Linked DNA regions of Homo sapiens: region 2 is linked to region 1. The links are chromatin contacts, found by Hi-C or POLR2A ChIA-PET in ENCODE. All regions are on one chromosome and are shown on one strand. The core of a region is the stretch at or near the end of the contact, and the rest is flanking DNA. Distances in the headings are between cores, read along the strand shown.

Region 1 (7,826 bases), core at 5,327-7,826:
TAACAGGTTGTGGTGGTTTTAAAATACATCCACAAATTCTTTGATATGCCTTCAAAGAATGCATCTAAGGTCTGGCTGCCACATTAGATTTTAGATGTGAAACCTAATCCACCTCCCCCTGAATGTGGGCTAGACTTAGTTACTTCTTTCTAATAAATAGAATGTGACAGAAGTGATTCTGTGACAGTTTCTACCTGGCTCTCACCTTCTTGGATTACTTACTCTGGGCAAGCCAGCTACCACGTCATAAGGAAACTCAAGCTGCCTTGTGAAGAGGCCCACACATAGCAAACCGAGGCTTCTCACCAACCAGCACCAACTAGCCAACCTTGTGAGTGAGCTGCCTTGGAAGGAGATTCTCCAGCCCTAGTCAGTGACCATACCCCTAGCTAACATCTCAACTACAGCTTTGTGAGAGACCCGAAGCCAGATGGCCTAGTTAAGCTGTTCCCAAATTCCTGATCCACAGAAACTATGACATAATGTTTTTGTTTGTTTGTTTTCTTTTTTAAGCTCTGTTGAACTTGATATTATTCTTCCAAGATATTAAACTGTAGGGAATTTTGTTATGCGGTAATAGATGACTAATAGGTGAAAACTCTAGACAAAATAAAGGACCTACATTTTCATGAGATATCTGTAGCGAGTTAAATAAGTGTCTTTGCTATATATGTGTATTCCTAATGTGGAAGATACATGGTTTTATTAGGACAAAAAACATTAAGAAGGGGAGAACATAATTAGGCACATAACACTGTTGTCTAAGGAGAAAAATGAATCCCCTTAGGTTGAGATGGATTTATTATGACTCAGAGGAAGTGCAGGGAAATCAAGAACAAAAAGTGGCAGCCAGACGTTAGATTAGACAAGGGTCCTGAAAGTGGTCAGACCCAAGGTAGCTACTGACTCTCTTTCTCTAGGAGACCACATGGTCTACTGCCTCCAATTCTCTCTGTTTCTTCATTAGCTGCATTCACCAGCTTCTCTTGAGATCAACTAGTTCTGCTTGTCCCTTATTGTATTACTGGCCCCAAAATGGCTGCCCCTAAATGGTGGCCTTGGATCTGAAATTCACATGTCCTTATAAATTCAATGCTTCTGTCAGAGTGACCCAGTCTCTCAATGTTCTGACTCTAAATTCTTAGGAGGCAGAGTCTGTTTGACCCAGCCTAACTCAGATACAGAGCCAGATCCAAACAGCTGGGAGAACAGGATGGAGAAGAGTTCCCATACTATCTTCTCAGCACTCTCTAAAAAGGGCTGTTGGCAATTTTGCCTTTTTGTAATTCTATTTGAGCAAGTTGGAAGTTTAATTAGCTTTCCAATCAACCAAATTTCTGCATTCGAGTCTTAACCATATATAAGTGTTACTGTGGCTTCAAAGAAAATATGGATTCTGAAGTAGTGGGTTTTGATTGAGTTGACTGTTTTTAAATAACTCTTTGGATTTTAATTGTGATGCAGAAGTTATAGTAACAAACATTTGGTTTTGTACAGACATTATTTCCACGCTGGTGGATAAGCTCAATAAAGGTCATATCCCAAACTAAAAAATATAAAATAAAATAAAATAAAAAATAAAAAAATAAAAAGGGCTGTTGGTCAATTTTATAAAAGGCAAAGTCAAACAGAGGGAGGAATGACTGATAGATGAAATGACTGGTCTCTTGGTGCATCTGTTTCTAAAATTCCGTTAACTTTCCAGAATGAGCCTGCCAATAGCTCTGGTCTAAACTCAACCCCTGTGACCTCCATTTCACCTCCATTTGAGTCACCTGCTGAACAAGCATGCCCTTCACACTGCTTGTATTGCCTCCGTGGCTTAGACTTGACAGTTTCTCTGCCTTGTCCTCTTTGTGAACATCTACTCCTCTTTTCAAACCCTGCTGGGTTTTATCTTATCTGTAGTTCTATTTCTCTCCCACTCTGTATCCTTCCAAAATAAGTTAGTCACATTTTCCTTTTCACCATAGTACTTTAATTTTCATATATACTACTTATACGATTGCATATGTCATATTGCATTGACTTCATAGATTCTTGTAAGGTGGATGTCATCCAATTCATCTTTATACCTCTAGGATCTAAAACAGCAAAGTAGGTGCTCAGCGACAGTGTACCAGCACACTGAATAAGCATGACTTTTGAGATTAACCTAAAACCACCTAATTTTCATTTTCCACTGTCCCTTTGAAAACACCCTTCAAGGGTGTCTGGTTGCAAGGCTGGTTCTTCTCTTATCCCTGAATTAAAACTTGGGTGGTCCCATTACTTTTTCTGGTCATTTTTAGTTAAGAGATGTTAATAACTAAAATATCCAGTCCTATATAACAATCAAAAGTTGGCACCTGACTTAGTTTAGGCATTTCTCCCTCCTCCCAGTTTGTGCCTTCTGTAGTAGATTTAACAAAACAGTGTGGCCACTTCTCTTTTTTCCTGACTTGTTTCCTTAGATCTTGCCCCTCCTAGTTTCTGATCCCTCCAGGGTTTGAGAGGAGGATGAGCAATACGTCTTACTTTGTTGGTACTAACATGAGCTGCCATCAGTTTCCCTGTACCTCACAGGTATTAAAGACTGATTCCTTATCTCAATGGGCACTTACGTGGGTTTAGGGGGACAAAACTCTACTTCTATGAATTTTTCAACTATAGCTCCTTTGACCAGCTGGCCACTTATCTAACTCCAGAAAGACCTTTAGCTTTTCCCTGCTGAAGTCTATTCCTCTCTTTGAGTGGTCATCTTGGTCAGGTCCAGTGATGACTCGCTGCTGGCTTCTCTTGTCTTTTTTTTTGTAATATTAGCCAGGTTAATGGCGGGGTTTTGCCATGTTGCCCAGACCGGTCTTGAACTCCTGGGCTTAAGCGATCCTTCTGCTTTGGTCTCCCAAAGTGCTAGGATTACAGGCGTGAGCTACTGCGCCTGACTCAAATTTAATTTCTTGTACCCCAAAAAGAGGCAGAAAGAAAGACGGACTGGATACCCTCATTTATAGAACCAGAACCCCATACTGGTACAATATGAAAGTTTCTGAAAAAGGTCCAACAGGTATTTGATATCCACAAAGCACAAAAGACCTAATTATAGTTGTTTTTTTTGTTTTTTTTTTTCTCCAACTGGGCTTAAGCCCCTTTCTCCTTTGCTTTCTGAGCAAAAGTACTACTGGCCTCCAGCAGCTGAAAAAGCCCTTAAGAAACTGAAGCATTACTTGTCTTTGGCTCTAGTCCTGGCTCACTCTAACCCATAAAAACCTTTAAAGACAGAGACCAATCTGTCTAGCATTCCTATCGGTCCCAGGAAGATTCTCTGTCACTCATGTGTGCCTGCTTTTCAAGAAAAGGAACCCAATTAAAGACAGGTAACTTCATGTGGCAAAAGATATTCTTGGCCATTATCACTACCTTTTTTGTCTTATATTCAATAACTAAAGTAGTATGGTGATTTCAACTTCTGAGTTATTTATAAACCTAGAAACCAGAATTGTCCTACTAGCAAGTAACTTGTCTCTTAGAAGCTGAAATTGCTGACCATGCCACTTGTATTCCAAGTGATTCTGTGTTCCCTGAAAGGCTACAAAGACAGGCTTGAACCTCACCTTTCTCATCTGTTAATAATAACAAAACCACTTGTGTGGTCAGAGCTGCCACATCAACCCTGATAGGCTACCGGAAAACACTTCATTATCAATGCCCTGCTGCACATGCATTCCCATGTACAGCAGCCTCTCATTGGAAAAGAACACACATTTCAATCATGCCTTGATGCCCTCCCCAACCAATGAGGTATTGCAGGTTGTAAAGATCCGCCCCAACCCACTACTGCCATCAGCCCTGCTGATGGCCCAAGATTCACCATGTGTAATGCAATAAAGACATCATTATCTGTGTTGCCTGTGCTAGATCAAAAGACCAGCTTGGGAGACTGACACTCTTCTATCTCTACAGCTAAGCCTGTGTATCCTGGCAATTATACTAATGGCTTTATCAATGACCTTTCCCAAATTAGTACGTTAACCCCATTCTTATCACAGTGGCCTTCCTCCTGAATAGAGCTCATGATGCCCTACTTATCTGCCTGTCTCAAGCTCTAAACTTCATTCCTCCAAACGTGTTTTCCAAAACGGAGTCTTGCTCTATCACCTAGGCTGGAGTGCAGTGGCACGATCTCGGCTGACCGCAACCTCTGCCTCCTGGGTTTAAGCAATTCTCCTGCCTCAGCCTCCGGAGTAGTTGGGATTACAAGCGCGTGCCACCACACCCAGCTAATTTTTGTATTTTTAGTAGAGATGGGGTTTCACCATGTTGGCCAGGCTGGTCTCAAGCTCCTGACCTCGTGATCCCCCCGCCTCCGCCTCCCAAAGTGCTGGGATTACAGACGTGAGCCACCGTGCCTGGCCCTAGAGGGAACTCTTAAAGCAGTGGCTCTCAACCTTTGTTGCAAAATGGAGGGTTTTAAGAAAGTACTGATGTCTGGGCTCCACTCGCAGAGATTCTGATTTAATTGGTATAGAGAAAAGCCAGGGCATTAGGATTTTTTTAAGCTCCCAAGGTGATTCTAATGTGTGGGCATGGTAGAGTACCTGTCTTTTTTTTTTTTTTTTTTTTTTTTTTTTGAGACGGAGTCTCGCTCTGTCGCCCAGGCTGGAGTGCAGTGGCGTGATCTCGGTTCACTGCAAGCTCTGCCTCCCGGGTTCACGCCATTCTCCTGCCTCAGCCTCTGGAGTAGCTGGGTCTACAGGTGCCCACCACCACGCCCGGCTAATTTTTTGTATTTTTTTTTTTTTAGTAGAGACGGGGTTTCACCGTATTTGCCAGGATGGTCTCGATCTCCTGACGTTGTGATCCGACCGCCTCAGCCTCCCAAAGTGCTGAGATTACAGGCGTGAGCTACCGCGCCTGACCCGGTAGAGTACCTGTCTTAAAGCTCCCTAAATACAGACGGACCTACGATGCACAGAGCATCCACAATTCAACTGATAGGTGGCATGTACTTTACACTAAGTTCTATGCTACCTCATTTTGTCATTACAATAATCCTATGGCACAGGCACTATTATCCTTATTTTATAAATTGAGAAACTGAGATTCAGACAGGACACACAGAGTGACTGGCAGACCCTAAAGTCAAAGCCCAGGTCTGATTCCCAATTGTACACACTTTATATGACATCATATCGAGATGTCATGCCTCTCAGAGCTGGATGATCCCACTCCCTAAAACAAGACACCCAGGCTTCAACCCTGAAATCCTATTCCATTGCCTCCATGGATTTTTCCTGCAGCATTTTCCTATGCACTTCACACATACAGCGCAGCTGCCAGGATATACTTTAGGCTGCCAAAATGAAATGAAGTCACTTTCTTGGTAAGTGATTACCATGCCTGGCTCTTTACTGAAGTACTTCCATTCTATATATTCACACTGGGATCCTTCTCCATCACTGCTAGCTTCAATCCTGTGGCTTTCCATATTTAGTTTTTCTTACAGATGAAGTGATACTCTTTACCTATCAGCCATTCCTTTGTTGGAGTAAAATTACGTATTCCATCAGCATTCTTCTGCCTTGTACTCCAGATAGTATACAAAGAATCAAATTATAGTAGCTAAGTGGCATAGAATTGCTGCCGATATCAAGATGGACTCTAATATCTAGTGAACTGGGAGGCTAGAGGCTAGAAGTATGTACTTCTGTAAGGTGTCAGTGACACATCTGAGTAATGTGGTAGCTAAATGCCACCATTTCATTCCATGAAATCCACATTTCATTCTGGCTAAAGGGTAAAGCTGGTGAGAGGTGGGAGGGGCCAGGAGGCTCCATCGGAAGGAGGCAGACACTTCAGGTGTTGGGTGGTACCTTTAAGATGTTGCGGGGCCAAATCCAATGCCGGTGCAGGTGTCCCATATATCCTGAGAGACAAAAAGAGGTCAGATTGGTCAGATCCCTCGAGACAGTTCCCAAATTCCTGACTTCTGTTACCGCGACTGTTCTTCGCAATTCCACCTCGGCCTGTGTTCAGGACTGTGGCTTTTAGAATCTTCCTCATTCCATTCCATTAGGGGCGTCCCGATTTCCACCTTATATACACCATGTACTAAATGCATGCCATTTCTGCCTGTTTACAAACATGCATAAGTTCACACTCTTTTAAGAAAAATGTCCTCTACTGTCAACTTCTTTCTAGTCTGGCCTCCCAGGTAGGCTACAGAGCTACTGCCTTCATTTATCTCTCAAATCTTCCCATCTTCTCCTTCCCACTGTATTACCTTAGCTCACACTCACATCCTCTTGGTCACCAGCCAAAAAATAAATAAAACTCCTTTGTCCCTTCAGATTTCTCTCTTATTCTACAACCTCATTAATCGGCTCTCCCGCTCCCACTCCTTTACTACTTCAGTCGCTGAAACCTCCCCTCACAGAGTTCACGGCCAATATAAAAACGGAAAGAAGGGATGACCATACGAGCTTGTGGACTTTTGCCTGCAAAATCTCATAGAATGTGGTGTTGTGTACGTGAATCCATCAGATCAACGCGACGGACACTCCCCAAGGGCCAAATCGGACCGCCTCTCACTAGGCGGAAAGTTTTGAAACTTTTGCGCGCTAAAAATGATGAGCCAGACGCATGCGCAAACGTGCACTCCCGGGGTGGCGCTTCTCCTCAGGCAGATCTCGCGTGGTTTGGTGATGGCCGGCTAGTATGAAGGTTTTCCGTGGCGTTGAGATCCCACCCGCCCTTTTTTTTTTTTTTTTTTTTTTTTTTTTTTTTTTTTGCTGCCCCAGTGGATTAGGATTAGTGCTGCAGTCAAATGAAAAAGATCAAGACAAAAAATTAGGCTAATATAACTAGCCGACAGGCTAGCGGCATTTCTCTGGGGCCGAGGAATTCCACGAAGAAGATCTCTGCGAGGCCCAGAAGGCCGCACAACTACTTCTTCAGAAACAAAATTTTTTAAAAAAGTAAAAATAGAGGAAGTCAGCCAGTTTATCACCTTGGAACCAGCGTTTTGTTTGGCTTTTCCGCTTTTCACTCTACGAAAAAGCCCATTGGCGGCTACCCAGGTTACCGTCCTGTTGCCATTGCGCCTGCGCGGCGGTTTGTTTACCAGTCCAGGCGAAGCGCTGTGTCGCGGTTCTCGCCGCCCCGAGCGCCTTGGTTTGCTCCCTTGACGTGTAATTCGTAATGAAAGTCATGTTTTCATTTGGGAACACGGATCGGAGGTTTAAAACTGGACAGTTTAAGTGTCAACTTCAGACCAAAGAAAATAATGGTAGGGAAAACACTGGACACTCAGAAATCGGTGCCGCGTCAGAGCTGTCACGGAAGATGTTTCTAATGAACCTGAGGAAAACAATAGCACCACCCTAACCAGAACTAAAAAGTGGCAAGCAGCCACAGTTAATGAAACTCATAGGTGGCATTTAGTTACTTATTTAGAATGTAGGCCTAGTTATGGTAAAAATGCAAATAAGACCAAACCTAAGGTCCTCTTGCTCGAGCAAACCTCAAGCAAAACCTACATGATTTAAGACTGACTCTTGAAGCGAAGTAAAAAAAAAAAAAAAAAAAAAAAAGCAGCCATGCAAAATTTGAAACTTGGAGACGACTCTAGAAGCATTAACCCAAGAAAGCACAAGCCAACAAACAAATTTTTGAAATGGTTTGAAGAGCTCTTCAAAGTCAGTTTCAGGTGGCTTAGAAGAGGATGTTGCTTATAAAATGAGATCTGATGGAAACTTGTTTTACAGATATGACTGGATTCGTTTGAAAACAAAAAAAAAGGCAGGCAAAGTGACTTTTTAAAAAGTATTTTTATGGAAGGATTTCTA
Region 2 (7,144 bases), core at 206-2,705, 500 kb after region 1:
ACAGAATTGTGACCAGAACAAACTAAACTGCATCCATAATTTTATCATCGAATTTGATCAACATTTTGGTGAATAGCCACCAGTCTGTTTTCTATCTTTTTAGGGAATATAAGTTCCAAGAGGCAGGGATGTCATTCACTTCTGTGACTCAGTGCTCTGAATCAGGCCCAGTGAAGACTGACGTGCAGCCTGTATTGGCAGAATGAATGAATAAATACTACACACGCATATTTTGAATTGAAATAAGTTGTCAGGGTGCAGCAGAGAATAACAGAAATAGAATTGCTTGGATGTGCTGACCTAGATCCAAGCTGCTACTGGTAACGTACTGTATCTCCTTGAATAAGTCACTTCACCTCTCTGGGCCTGAGCTGCTTCTTCAGTAAAATAATCCTTGTAGCTAAGATTTGTTGAGCGCTCACTATGCACACTGCCATGAGCCCCTATATGTGTATTTCTCATCATAGCTCTATGAGTTACATACCTGCCATCTCCATTTTATGCATGAGAAAATAGGCATGGAGAAGTTAAGTGGTTTGCCTAAAGTCACACAGCAAATTTGTGGAGAGCTGGGCTTGAACTCAGGCATCTGGGCTTTTACTCTCTCCAGTGGAATGCCTGGGCTGTGGGATGAGATGACTTCACAGGCCTCTCCCAGCTCCAGAGTTGAGAGAGAGAGAGGAGTGGTGCAGGGAGGTAGTAGGGATGATTATGCTACTGGCCAAGTTCAAGAAAGTCAATTGTAGAACAAGGTCCAGCTGATTATTACAGAGAGCAAAGTTCTTAACTAGAGGACTTCCTCCTGGAATGTGGAGAGTCCACACGGGCACTAGCAGAGCATAATGAAAGACCAGGAATTCTCTGCTGTTCAATCAGTGCTCCATCACTCAGAGGCAGGGCTGCAAGAGCTCCTAGTGTGTCCCCTTCGCCTTCAGGGCCTCCCTGTACAGCCACCCACAGGACAGTGCACCAGGGTCAGGCAGGGAAGTAAATAAAAAAAGGAATCTGATAATTCCTGACAGTGAGCAGCAGCTGATGCTTTTAATGGGGGAGGAAGACTGGGAATCTCGCTTGATGATGACCTAGGACTTCAGTCAGCAGGACACTGGCCCCTTTCCTCCCCCTCCCAGGCTGAAACCTTGTGTTTTGCCTTATGTCCATGGTAACCAAGTCTCCTTTTTGGTGAGGAGGAATGGGCTTCAGTAAACAGATCTATTTGTGTGATCCTGTTACTCATTTGAAGCAATGTCCCTCCTTTTTTCCACTGTGGTCTGTGTGTCTGAGTCAGAGAGAGCCTACAACAGGGTTCTTTGAATTGATGGCTCACTCCCAGCCACTCTTGACTGACTGCCAGCTTAGCAGGGCGTAGCTTACCAACAAATCTTTTTTTTTTTTTTAAAGCCAGACTGATTCATAGAAACTCCTTTAAAACACGGTGAAAAGAAACCGCCCATTACACACCCCAGTACACCAGCAGAGGAAACTTATAACCTCGGGAGGCAGGTCCTTCCCCTCAGTGCGGTCACATACTTCCAGAAGAGCGGACCAGGGCTGCTGCCAGCACCTGCCACTCAGAGCGCCTCTGTCGCTGGGACCCTTCAGGTAGGACAGCTCCCAACGCTGTGGGGACTCTCAGCAAAACTTCTCCTTCCTTTCCACGGCTCTGCTTCTTCTGACCTCATCTTAGTTTTGCTTTTTCTTTTCTTCCTTCGCTATTTTTCTATGATCCTCTAAGAACCAAGTCCTTGAAACTTTTGGCTCAAAGTGGATACAGAGACAACTTTTTCTAGAAAGTTCAGAAAAGTGTATTTTGAGGACGGAGTCTGGGGAAATCAATGGGATGGGGCTAAAATCGTGCCTGGCAGTGACCGGGTTCTTGTTCTAGGATGTGGAGGGAGCAGGGACTTTGAAACAAACTGGGATAGGATCCTGTTTATGGAGGAAACACCACACACCTTGGAAATGACATCGGGAACTGGCCAGATGTTTTTCACCTCCTCCGTTTTGATTCCGATTGCTTCAGGACTTGAACTGTTACTCTGCTCGCTGGTTGTTGGTTGGGATTTTTTGGGTGGTGGTGGATAGATAACTGGTTTTCAGTTTATTTTTGACATTGCTTTTCCTGCCTGTTTGCTTCCCTATTCACTTCTGTTTAAATTTAAGTATTTTTTTTCTCCTCACAGGATGGGAAGAGGGGGATTGGTTTGTTTAAAGAAAACTGTTGGCCGGGCACGGTGGCTCATGCCTGTAATCCTAGCACTTTGGGAGGCTGAGGCGGGCGGATCACCTGAGGTCAGGAGTTCAAGACAAGCCTGGCCAACATGGTGAAACCCTGTCTCTACTAAAATACAAAAAGTAGCCAGGCATGATGGCAGGTGCCTGTAATTCTAGCTACTTGGTAGGCTGAGACGGGAGAATTGCTTGAATCCGGGAGATGGTGGTTGCAGTGAACTGAGATTGCGCCACTACACTCCAGCCTGGGCAGCTGAGTGAGACTCTGTCTCAAAAAGGAAAAAAAAGAAAAAGAAAAAAAATGAAAAAAGAAAACTGTTAGAGAGAGAAAGAGAGGGAGGCAAATGGTGTTTTAAATGAAACGTGGGAGGGGTTCACTTGGTCGAAGCAGGAGCTGATGAGGATTCCAGATGCCTTCTCTTGGCCAGATGTGGAGGGCGGGGGAGGCAAAAGGGAAGCTGGGTTTGGAGAAGAGGGTGGGGCAGGAGAACTTCATCTGTGCCTGTTAAAAATTGTTGAGTGGCTTTGTGCTTTCACCCCAGAAAGAGCTGCCTTTCAGTGCTGAGTGAAAAGATGGCATACCAGAAACGATAAAAGAACTTTTAAAAGAAAGTGGATGTGGAATTTCTTTGCATGGAAGGCAGTGATTGTTTTGAAATGCTTATCTTTTCTCTTGTTCCCGAAATGTGATTGTATAAATGCAAACACTCATGCTAATCATGAAATCTGGAGGAATGAAGAAGGGTGCTTTTTCTTTTTTTTCTTTTTTTCTTTTTTTCGGTTAGCATTTTGGGTGAGTGTCTACCGAGGTGTGGCCCATTTCAACATAGACACTGGTATATTTTTTCCCCAAGTAAACAAGATGAGAATGACAGGATTCAGCTTGTCTGACAAAGTTAGGCTTTTCCTTTAGAAAGGCAGTACGTTGGGAGAGAAGTTACATGTAATCAACCCTGTGTTGAGCAGGCAATGCTCCTTGTAAAACTGCCCCAAGGGGGACGATTGAGTAGGCATCAGGGCAACTTTTCAAGATGAAGGGAACTCCTACATTTGCTTCACATGTTTATTATTTCCACATTACATGGATGTGGATTAGCCATTATTAAATCAATAGTGTTAATATCCTGTGAAAATTATACAAATCTTTTAGTTCTGTGCAGGTTAAAACTAATAACCAGTCAACACACGGAAAGCCCTGACAATGTTGGGAGTGTAAACCATCATGAACTGCATTATTTGTGGCAAGGTTTCACATGATACTGTAGGTTTATAAAGGAGAAAATATGCTACATGTTACTTCCTGGAGTTTGAAGACAATTTAGAAAAATACCGTTCTGATTCCTGCTCTCTGCTCTTCCTCCAAGAAGTAGTGAAAGAGTCCCTTAGCTGTGAGAGTTTTTCTGGATTTCAGCTTTGACAATCCCGAAATGTGAGGGTTATTTTTCCCCCCCACTCTGCCCGCTGCCTCCCACCCTCAGGGGCAGATCCAATTCCACCCAGACTCCGAAGAATGGGGCGGGGGCGGGGGCTGCAGGACATCCTGTCTGGCGCCCTGGTCAGAGGGCCCCCCACATTTACATTGTTTGTGGGTACTAAACTGTCTTGGGAGTTGGCAAAAGGCCATCAAGAACCAACTTGGAGCAAATCACATCCTTAGAATCTGGCTATCTCCCAGGACTGCTGGGCAGACCGCTGGGGAAAGGAAAGAGATCCCTTCTGTGGAGAGTGGAAAGGACTCACTGTGCCTTCCTCAGCCCTTCCTGCTTCCTCCAGAGACCAGATTAGGCCCATCAAGTTCCCAGCCTTGTCAGTGGGCTTCATGGAGACCCCTCACCCGGGAATGTAGACCCTCTTGGCTTGCTCTGGGTGGCTCTAGGGATTTCAGGTAGTGCCAGACCCACAGGGACTACTGGAGAGAGACACGTTGAAGACCGGGGAAAACTTGTGGATGAGGCAAGACTGCTTTTCTGTAGACTCTATGGAGCCTGGTGGGGCACATAACTGAAACGTGGACACAGGAAAGGGCAGGAGGCAAGTCAGTTCCATTTCATCCTTCATTTCGTTCACAGAATTCTAAATTTGGGAGGGATCTTGGATCTCATTCATTCTCCTACTGTATGCAGAAATCTAATTTTTACACCATCTTGAACAGATGGCCATCCTACAGATCTTAAAATTTCCAGATGCGGGGAGCTCAGAACCTCAGTGTGTACCTCCACACTCATTCCCCTTAGCAGGCCAACTCTAATTTTATTAAAGTTCCTTAAATCAAGCAAAATCAACTTCCTTATAACTTCCTGATTCTGCTGGCCTGAAACAACTCAGAAAATATCTATTCTGGTTTTGTTGTTGCTCCACCCAATGATTCTCATCCTCTAAACACTTAACGCCTATTTAATATTTAATGAATACAACTTGATGGATCTACATTGCATTATCTTTTCTTCTTCTTCTTCTTCTTCTTTTTTTTTTTTTTTTTGCCTAAGGCTCAGAAGGGCAGGGAGCATTTTTGAAGTTTGGAATTATGTACATAGTCAATCATACTCACGGGGTTTTTGATTTGGAGGTATTTAATTTTCTAAATGCATGAATATGGTTCCTTCTTTAACCTCCCACATGTATGTACATAGCTGCCTAACACAAAAGCTCAGGCCTATTTGGGACTCTCAGATGTACATACTCGGAGGGACACACCCAGTGTTGCTACCTACTAGGTCATGGTTAGATCAATCCAATACCAGGACACAGGCTTCTAGCTAGGCCTTTTGGGGATTGTCCCATAATTTGGTCCATAGTTCATGTAGCCCACACCTATACATTGTCACCACCCATCATAGTAATTACGGGAACAGGCTGCCCATCAAATGTAGCCTCCTTGTAATTGCTGGCCAGCAATCTGGGTATCAGCCCCTTGAGAAGAGCTCCTAACCCTTAACCAGCGTAGAACGGGAATTTTCTCACCATAAGCTTCCCTTTTCTAATACTCTTCCCAGATCCGCCCAGGTGATCTTGAATTTCTGGACTGCACTTGCTATTCAGTAATCAAGGAAGCCCAAATATGGTTCCAGTTAGGGGTTTACTTGAATCTTCAGCACCCAGCCCCGACATACACACGTCCTGAGACTGCTCTTTGCAACAATTCAGTCCCTGGTGTCCTGCCTGGGTAAAACCATTTCCTTCAATTTACCTGGGAGATTCACTGATACTAAAGCAGAAAGATGAAAGCACAAACACCTGTGGTGATTGCTGCTTCTCTCTTCCTTTTTAACAAAATGTTTGGGTCAAGGTTTTCTTTTGTGTTGTGGAGATGGCATTTCCCTGGAACTGCAATGGAATCCTCTGCTGTTGGTGCGCTTGGACTTACGTGGCTGTGACAGTTTTTCTATTTGCTGAGCCTGTTTCATGAATTGTTTCTTCAAACCGGGTAGTTAAACTAGAGAGCCCTTTCAGCACAGGTTGAAAGCGTGGCAAGAATCCTGGAGCAGATGTAAGACAGCTGACTAGGAAGACAGAGGGGCAGTGGTGTTATCTTGACGCTGCCATGTAACCACAGGCGAGACACTTGTCTTCTTGCTTTCGGAAGTTGAACTTGGTGGTTCTTTCAGACCCCTTATGGCTCTGAGATTCTAAGATTCACCCAGGCGTGGTAATCCCAGCTACTTGGGAGACTGAGGTGGGAGGATCACTTGAACCTAGGAGTTTGAGACCAGTCTGGGCAACATAGTGAGACCCTGTCTCTAAAAGAAGAATTTTAAAAAGCAGGGTGTGGTAGTGCATGCCTGTAGTCCCAGCTACTTGGGAAGCTGAGGCAGGAGGATTGATTGAGCCCCAGGGCTTTGAGGCTGTAGTCAGCTATGATTGTACCATTGCACTCCAGCCTGAGCAATGAAACAACACCCTGTCTCAAAAAAAACAAAAACAAAACAAACCAACAAACAAAAACACCAAAAAAACGAAAAACAAAAAAATTAAGATCCTACCATTTCTATTTTGAGATATCCCTTGCGCTGATGCTAGCAGCTGGCTTAATCTGTAAAAATTGATAGAAAAGTGAAATAGGGCAACGTGTGGCATTGAAAAGGGCATTTTGCAGAGGATTCTCGTCTCCTGGGTGCCTTGAGGACCCACGGAGCCTCCTCTGCCCCATCCACTCACAGATTCTTTAGGTATGGTGTTCCCCGGACTTACCCTCAGCCATGAGCATTCACTCGGCACTAGGAATAAAAGAAAGAGGTTTGAGTAATTAAACGTAAAGGGTGCCAGCTCAGATGAGGAGGGCAGGCTGAGTCTGTGAAGACATTGACAACAGCAAAGCATTCACCAGGAACAGAATCAGGCTCAGGGAGAAACTGAGCTGGCTCTGGGAAAGAAACTCCACCCTCTTCTTGAGGAGGGAGACCCTGCAGCATGAAGGTGTGGTGTACAGGTGTGGACAGGAGCAAATGAGGAACAGTTTGAGAGGAGGAAGAGGAAGGTGCAACTAGGACAGGAGGGAGGGAGGGAGGGCAAGTGGGATGCTGTTTCCCAGGCCTGTGTGTTGAGGGAGGAGGCAGGCAGAAAGACCTAGAAGCAGGAGAAAAAGCTAAGTGGATAGAGAAAGACAGAAAGGGGGCAAAAGAGCAAGGGAGAAGTGATGAGGATGTTTCCCCTTCCATCCTTCCACTCTTGTTTGGGGACCACCCACCCTCAATGTTTCAAGGCAGTCCTTCGGTCAAAATTCGATTCTTTGTCCCCTGTGAAGAATCTTTTGTCGCATTGGCTACTTCTTGTTTTTTCAGGATGGTTGACACCTCTTTGGTATCATTTTAGTTTCCACTACATGTGCCCACCAGGCTGGAACCTCTTCAATGTTTCTCCTCTTCCAGGTCAGATCAGAGCTGAGAGCAAAACGGGGTTCTTGATCCTTAGACTT

The links. Hi-C counts contacts between places; a loop is a spot of excess contacts on that map. ChIA-PET counts read pairs that join two places held with the same protein, here RNA polymerase II (POLR2A). Pooled maps may share reads with other maps.
Region 2: a loop to region 1 is called in a pooled map, with 6 times the contacts of the local background. The contact joins the promoter of EMP1 here to the promoter of GPR19 in region 1. A Hi-C loop is called at or near these places in 4 of 50 pooled maps. POLR2A ChIA-PET finds 5 or more read pairs at or near these places in 2 of 52 experiments (activated T-cell and activated naive CD4-positive, alpha-beta T cell).

Annotation. Positions count from the first base shown.
Region 1 is chr12:12,689,607-12,697,432 of GRCh38, forward strand. GPR19 (G protein-coupled receptor 19) reads right to left here and starts at 6,577. Exons shown (of 4, transcript NM_006143.3): 1 at 6,459-6,577; 2 at 5,853-5,905. RefSeq lists enhancers at 6,325-6,484, 6,665-6,744.
Region 2 is chr12:13,195,271-13,202,414 of GRCh38, forward strand. It overlaps EMP1 (epithelial membrane protein 1), which reads left to right and starts at 1,456. Exons shown (of 5, transcript NM_001423.3): 1 at 1,456-1,602. RefSeq lists an enhancer at 3,496-3,996.